Regions from separate parts of the Homo sapiens genome. Here region 2 is linked to region 1. A link is an interaction called in ENCODE POLR2A ChIA-PET data of the cell type or tissue named here. Cell type or tissue: A673. All regions are shown on one strand.

Evidence for each region. Peaks named below come from ENCODE experiments on the same cell type or tissue, not always from the same donor. Only the 100,000 strongest peaks of a DNase experiment are listed, where the experiment ranks them.
Region 2: POLR2A ChIA-PET joins it to region 1 with 10 read pairs; 3 of 35 experiments call an interaction of 5 or more read pairs at or near these places.

What each region holds. Positions count from the first base shown.
Region 1 is chr17:74,101,113-74,105,112 of GRCh38, reverse strand. All of the region lies in intron 2 of LINC02074 (long intergenic non-protein coding RNA 2074), which reads left to right. Among named protein-coding and RNA genes, the nearest start is that of LINC02074, 9.8 kb to the left of the region's middle. In A673, no CTCF peak of the experiment used is centred here; no DNase peak of the experiment used is centred here; H3K27me3 peaks cover 578 bases.
Region 2 is chr17:73,923,144-73,927,143 of GRCh38, reverse strand. All of the region lies in intron 2 of LOC107985081 (a long non-coding RNA gene), which reads right to left. LOC105371888 (a long non-coding RNA gene) reads left to right here. Exons shown (of 6, transcript XR_934962.2): 6 at 488-1,588. Among named protein-coding and RNA genes, the nearest start is that of LINC00469, 97 kb to the right of the region's middle. In A673, no CTCF peak of the experiment used is centred here; DNase peaks (open chromatin) are centred at 2,123 and 2,303.

The sequences.
Region 1 (4,000 bases):
GATGTTGGCGTACATGAAACTTGCCACTTCCTCTCTTGGGCTCTTCCCCTGTATTCTGAGGTTAGTTCCGATTCACATCTGCCTGTCAGGGCAACAGCACTTACATTCTTCTGCAAAGCCTCCTTGCATCCCAGGAAGTGGACAGGTGGGGACAGCCACAGTCATCCTGGAGGCTCCTGCTTCCTCTCCACCAAGCCCAAGCCCCTAGAGTTTCCTGGGCAGACCCAGGATGCCAGGACGCTGTGGAAAAGTACTCCATCCCCGCTACCACCCCTGGGCCCCTGCCCCCGGGGTAGTCTGTCTGCAGCAGCCCTGCTGGGTTTAAGTTCTTTTTCTGAGAAATAGAGGTGGCTTTGCCCCTCAGGAGGCTGGTACCTTTGGAGCCCTGATGCCCTCTACCCACCAGCCACTAGATAATGGGAAATCATTTCTGGTGGGAGGAAGCAGCATGGGGCCTTCTGTGCATTGGAGTTGTTGCTGCGTAACTGCAGCAAAGGGAAATGTAGGGCAGTAACCCTTCTGGCTCGCCACTCATGCTGTTGAGAGCAGCATCAACCAGAAAATACCCGCTAATGGCCTTCACCCAATCTCCTTCTAGATAATGATAAATTATGTGTATTTTTAGTTTGGAATTGAATTTCATCTCTCCATTGCTGGTGTTTTTCAGGTGTCTTTTTTCCTTCTCCCTCAGGGTTGGAAAACTAGACGTTTGTGCATTTACTGTGTGCATTTATTCCTGGCCAAAAATTGACATATGGACTCATTAATTCCTTTACACTTGTTCTCACCACCCCTCAAACACACATCTGGCTGGACCAGGAAGGGAGCTGTATCTAAGAGGGCTCTTCTGAAGGCATCCTGCAGACCTGGGGAACAGGTGTGTCCTGGAAGCAGGAGACTGGCCCCTCTCAGTGACCATTGGTTCCCACACTTGTGTGTGCCCCCAAGTTCCCAAGTCAGTAGGTTGGGATAGAACGCAAGAAGGTGCATTTCTAAGGAGCTCCTAGGTGATATTGAGGCTGCCAGGTCAGGGGACTGCACTCTGAGAACCAGTGGCCTAAATCCTTCCTCCTGAAAGTGTGGTCCTAGAACCAGCAGCATCAGTATCACTGGGGAGCTTGTTATAGATGAAGACTCTGGGCCCTCACCCCAGTCTAATAAAAGTTTTCATTTTAACACAATCCCAGGTGATTTGAATGAATATTAGTTTCAGAAACACTGGCCTAAACGATTTCTCAAAACTCAGCCCAGTGGCCTCGACCTTGGCTGAAAGATTAGAATCGTAGGGAGATTTTAACATTTCTGTAAGCCCAGGCTGCACCCCAGACCAGTTAAGCCAGCATTTCTGGGGCTGAAGCGCAGGTATCTGTTTTTAAAAAGCTTCCTAAGTGATTCCATGTGCGGTGACATCTGAGAACCACTGTTCAGGCTGGAGGAATCAAATCAGAAACATACCTCACCCAACCCTGACCTTGAACGGAGAAGGGCAGAGTTCTTCCATGGCCACTCATCCATACCCGGTTTTTGGCCCAGAGAGAGTTCAGCCTTGCTTGACCCCAGTGGTTGCCCATCTTTCCAGTGTGCCTTGCATGGGTTTTGGGAGCCCAGTGGCTGCAGCAGAGCATCCTTCTCTCTGATTTCAGTTTAGCCAACTGCGGCAGGTGGGGAGTGGGAGAAACAGCCAGGATTGGCCAAGCCAGCCTTTGCTCACCTCATTGGCCTAATTAGAGCAGGGCTCATGTACAGTTCTGGAATTTCACTACATAAGTCCTTTTGAATTAAATCTGGAATGTCAAATACCGAGTGAACCTACTAGGACTCTCCCCATCCTGTGTCCATGGCAGACATCACCAATTGATCAGCGTACTCTTTCTCATTGAGCCCAGAGGTGGCTTCAGAAGACTTTCCTAGTCTTCCCGGGGTGCTCTAGGCAGCCGGGGCCAGCTAGACCGGGCATGGGAGATGGAAGTTACTTGCCTTCCCAGGTCGAAAACATCAGCCCCTGTCACAGGAAGACACACCTGGGGCGAGAGTATCAAGTTCTTGTTGAGTGATTCATACTCTAGTAATACACACTCTAGTATGAATTACTTACCTGTTCCTTTCCAGGGTTAACCTAGAGCAGGTTTCTAAGTGGGCAGGAAGGAGGTGGTAGGGAGAGGTCTGAAAGGTGAGATGCTGTCCTGGGAGGCAGGGCTGGGGAAGCTCAAGTCAGCACCGGGTTTTGGGGGAAAAGAGGATCCCTTCTTCTTTGTCTTCTCCTCCTCTTGCCTCCAGTGCTAGAAGGTTTTGGCTGAGAAGACCCAAGGGTGAAATTCTCTTATCCCCTTCTCTGTACTTGAGGCTGGGGCTCAGTCTGACAATTTGGGGAAGGCTCTTTCCTCTTCTGTCATGCATTTCATTGTGGCCAGTTCTCAGACTCAGCCAGGATGGTATGGATGTGCAGAAAACAAGCGGGGTTGGTGGGGTGGAGATCCCCGTGCAGAGCCTGGCGTCCTGGGCCGGAAGCACCCTGGGGACTGTCGAGTGGATGACAGCCGGACACTGCGAGGCCAGCTAGAGGCACTATTCTATCCAGCTGCGGGGTGAGGTGAGGAGTGTGTGGAGGAGGAAGGACCGGCAGGGCCCCTCCTCCAATCCTGATCTTAACTCCTCCCGAGTGGACCTGAGGAAAAGGAAATGACATGAGAAGAAAGCAAAGAACAGATACTGGAGTGTGTCCTCCAGAGCAGCGGGAGCCTGCTCAGTAGAGTAGTGTGGCAAGCAGGTAGAACACAGCACCTGAGCTTACAGGCAGGAGAGGATATGACTTTCAGGAGGAGAAGGAAAGAAGAAAATAAAGGAGATGAGCATGAAGAGGCTTCTCCTCCAGGGCTGTGCGTTTATTCATCCACGAATGCAATACTTCTTATCAAACACCTACTCCACAAAAGGCTGGAAGCTGCTTAGCCCTTTCCCGTGTGGAGGAGTCCACTCTGTAGGAGAGGAGTGGCTTGCAGGTCATCTTGGTGCCATAGAGCTTGGGGGCAGAGGAGGTCTCACCAGCTCGAAACACAAGAGGCACTTGTAGCCTGGGAGGATGATGGAGACCCTCAGGAGACTGGTTCAGCCAAGAGCTTGGTCTTCAGAAAAGTGACAAAGCCTGGTCCCTACTTGCCCCAGTGCAGATGGAAGGCAGCCAGTTGGATGTGTGCTCAGTAGCAGACCCTCAAGGTCAAAGGATGCTAAACTAATGGAGCTTGGAACGTCCTCCAAATAGTCTGCCAAGTCACGGGGAGCTGCAGAGGAAGGGAGGTTAGGCACAAGCAGCCCTAATTGCATTTCATGACCTGATATTCATGCCGCAGAGGATGCTGGCCACTGCTGGCTGCCTGCTTCACTTCTCACCCCTTCATTCCCCTCCCCTGCCAGGCAGGCCTAGCAAGCTCTGAACTGCCCCTTTGCAGCTGGGGAGATCAAACGGAGAAGTGGACCCTGACCTCTTTGTCTAAGAGCCTTCCTTCCTTCCTTCCATATTCTATTCGTGGGCTTTGGGGAAGAGGTTGGCAGTCTCAGGCTCCATGAGTGTCCCCTGCAAGAGTGAAGGGCAGCAGCATGAAAAGGCTGGGCTGTGGGTCTTTGAGAAATGGTCGGAAGGAATTTAGGTGGGTGAAGAAGAGCCTCGCCTGTCTTCCTGGTTTTGTCCCTGGCATCTGAAAGGTACCCCCAGCTTTTCTGGCAGTTAAGAGTAGGAACGAAGTGTGGGATTGTTTTGTTTCATTGTGTGGCTGTGCAAGTGGAGCTTTGGATCTCTATGAGCAGTTTGACAGTGTATACATGTGTGCATGCATGTTTGTGTATGTATATATGTGCATGTGTATATGTGCACATGTGTAAGTGCATACATGCCTGTGCGTGTGTGTGTTCTGGAATACCTGTTTATCTGCCGTACTTGAGAATGTGTGTTGGGGTGAAGCTCTCTGCACGGACCAGGTCCTATGAATCTGTAACAGAGGAGAGG
Region 2 (4,000 bases), 180 kb after region 1:
ATGCAGTATTTGATTTTCTCTTTCTGTTCACTTAGGATAATGGCCTCCAGCTACATTCATGTTGCTGCAAAGGACATGACTTCGTTCCTTTTTTTTATGACCACATGGTATTCCATGGAATATATGAACCACATTTTCTTTATCCAATCCAGCGTTCATGGACACCTAGGTTGATTCTATGTCTTTGCTATTGTGAATAGTGCTGCATTTCACTTTCTTATCACTAGTATGTTCACTGGAGTAGCCCTTTTAATTTCCTTCAAGAATTTTTCCTTTGCATTCACAACTTGGCTGTTTGATGCAAGAGGCCTGGCTTTTGACCTGTCTCAGCTTTTGACAGGCCTTCCTCACTAAGCTTAATCATTTCTAGCTTTTGACTTAAAATGGGAGAGGTACAGCTCTTCCTTTCACTTGAACACTTGGATTATTAATTGCCCTAACACCTAGGGTTACTAATTGACCTAATTTCAATATTTTTGTGTCTCAGGGAATAAGGGAACCCGAGGAGAAGGAGAGAGATGAGGGACCAGCTCCTCGGTGGAGGACGCAGAATACACACATTTATTGATGAGGTTTGCCATCTTTTATGGGCACAGTTTGTGGCACCACAAAACAATTACAATGGTGACTTTGAAGATTATTGATCACAGATCACCATAACAGATATAATGATGAAAAGGTTTGAAATATTGTGAAAATTATCAGAATATAACAACAAGACACAAAGTGGGCACATGCTGTTGGAAAAATGATGCTGATAGACTCGCTTGACACGGGGTTGCCAGAAACCTTTAATTTTTTTTTTTAAATGCAATATTTGTGAAGCACACTAAAATTAGGTGTGCCTGGGTATTATTTAGCTCTGCCTGAGTTTTGAACTTTATATAATGGAGTCATACTGTATATTTTCTTCTGTGCCTTGCTTCTTTTGCTCAAGAATATATTTGTTGGATTCATCTATTTTTAATGTGAGTGTTTGTGGTTCATTCATTCTCACTTCTAAATAATACTCCAGTGTATGAATATGCTGCAATTTATTTGCCCAGCCTACTGCTGGTGGAAATTTGGGGTTTGAGCTATTATGAATATTGCTGTGAATATGGATTTATGAAACTCAAGGTTTGCTACTCCAAGTGTAGCCCTCAGAACAGTGGCAGATTTTCAGGGTCCTATCCCAGATCTACTGAATTAGAATTTGCATATTAGCAAAATTGTATGCATGCTAGAGTTTGATAAGCACTGCTCTATGTACCTAGGTTTACACTGAGAAGTAGAGTTGTTGATCCTAAGGTAACCATGCATTAAATCTTACAATGAACAGGCAAACTGTTTTCCAAAATGGTTATGCCCATTCCCACTCTACCCTAGTGAAGGACCAGAGTTTCTGTTGGCCCACATTTCATCATCTCTTGGTATTGACAAACTTTTACATTTTACCAACCTGGTAAGTATGAGATGGTATCTCTGTAGGATTTTGCTTTTCATTTTCCTTATTACAGACATGTCCCAAAGGATACCACTGTGATCTAAGCAGGCCACGCTTGGAGTAGCAGCCGGGAGCCACAGCTTTTCATATGGTGAAGGGCCATTTTGCTTTCTTTTCTAGCAAATGCCTATTTATGTTTTTGCTCATTTTTCTGTTGGGTTTATTTCTAATGGGTTCATGAATTTTTTTTTTTTTTTTTTTTTTTTGAGACAGGGTCTCACTATGTCATCTAGGCTGGAGTACAGTGACGTGATCACTGCTCACTGCAGCCTTGACATCCTGGGGCCAAGCAATCCTCCCTCCTCAGCCTCCTGAGTAGCTGGGACTACAGGCATGTGCCACAAAGCCCGGCTAATTTTTTTATTTTTTGTAAAACAGGGTCTCACTATGTTTCCCAGACTGGTCTCGAACTACTGGGCTCAAGCAATCCTCCCACCTTAGCCTCCTGAAGTGCTGGGATTACAGGTATGAGCCACTCCACCCAGCCCATAAAAGATTTTTTGTTCATGACTTTTACATATTTGTTCATGTGGCAGAAACCACACAATGTGCTTAGCCCACCATTTCCTTGTCCTGGACATAAAGAAGAGCAAATCTGCCAGCCTCCTTTGCAGTTAGATTGGGACCATGTGACTGAGTTCCTACTAAGGGAATGATAATTGGATTAGTTTGCCAGGGCTTCCCTAACAAAATACCACAGACAGAATAGCTTAAACAATAGGTGTTAATTTTCTCACAGTTCTGGAAGCTGGAAGTCCAGGATCAGAGGGTCAGCAGATTTGGTTTCTTCTGAGGCTCCTCTCCTTGGCTGTCAGATGACCGACCTCTTGCTGTGTCTTCATATGGTCTTTCCTCTATGCATGAACAGCTGTGTCCTAATCTCTTCTTATAAGGACACCCGCCATATCGGATTAGCACCCACCCCTATGAACTTATTTTAATTACCACTTCTTTATGTCCAGGAAAAGGAAGTGGTGGGCTAAGCACATTGTGCGGTTTCTGCCACATGAACAGAGATGTAAAAGTCACAAATAAAAAATATTTTATGGGCTGGGTGGGGTGGCTCGTGCTTGTAATCCCAGCACTTCAGGAGGCTGAGGTGGGAGGACTGCTTGAGCCCAGTAGTTTGACACCAGTCTGGGAAACATAGTGAGACCCTGTTAAAAGTGGTAATTAAATAATTTAAAACATCATGAGACCCTATCTCCAAATTCAGTCACATTCTGAGGTACTCGGGGTTAGGACTTCAATAATTGAATTTTGGAGGACACAAGTCAATCCTCAACAATGGTGTAGTCACTTCTCTGCATGGACCTTAAAATCATCCCACGATTTTCCAGCCTGCACTTCCCCTTTTGTGGAAACTTTGGAAGCCGCATGTTCTAGGCGGTATAGCCATAAAAGAGAAGCAGCCTGGGTTCCTGTGTTACTGCCTGGAGCGGAGCTGCCTGTCCTGCAACAGGCTGTGACATGGAAGAGAACCAGACCTCCATAGTGCAAGACCACTGACATTTTGAAATTTGTTACTGCAAAATGATCAATTCTATCCTTACTAAGCAGTTTTTGCATGAGATTAGACTGATTTTTCTTGCCCATATCATCCTTGTCAAGTTTTGGAATTAAGATTTTGCTAATCTTTTAAACTGATGGGGGCAGGTTTCTTCTTTTTCTATGACCTGGAAAAGTAGTTCCTAAAACATTTTGTAGAAATTGCTGATAAATCATTTGGACCTAGTTTTTTTTTTTTTCTGGAAGATTTTTATCTAATAATTCAATTTCTTTAAAGGTCATTAGACTCTCCAGGTTTTCTACTGCTTCTTTGATAAATTGTATTTTTCTAGAATTTATCCACTTTTATCTAAGTTTTAAAATTTATCATAAAGTTTTTCTTAACCTCGTCTCATCTGTTTAATAATTGCAGCTTTTGCAGTAATAAGCCCTTTTTAATTCTTAATATTGTTCCTAATATTGTTTATTTTTTCATTCTTTCTCTCTCCACTCCCCATCCTGTTTATTTTCTTCTGAGTAATCTTGCTAGCTAAGGAATGGTCATTTTAAAAGCTTTTTTTTTTTTTTTCCAAAGAACCAATTTTTGGTTTTGACATTTCTTTTTATTGAACTTTATTTTTGCCTTTAGTTTTGTTCTTAGCTTGAATATTTTCTTCTTTCTGTTTTTATTGGGTTTATTCTGCTATTCTTTTGACTTTTTAAATGGAATGCTCAAGTCACTAATTTTGAGCCTTTAGTTCTAATATAAGCAGCTAAAGTTATATATTTTCCTCTAAATACTGCTTTAGCTGCACCCCCAAAATTTTTATATGAAATAATTTTATAATTCAGTTATTCATATTTCTATTTTCAAATTTTCATTATAACTCCTTTTTAAAGCCATCAGTACTTAGATATTGTAAACTTTCCAGACATAGATTTTTAATGGGTATATTTTTATTATTAAATTTCTTACTTGAGTGCATTAGAGCTAGATAATATGATATAATTGTTGAGGCTAACTCT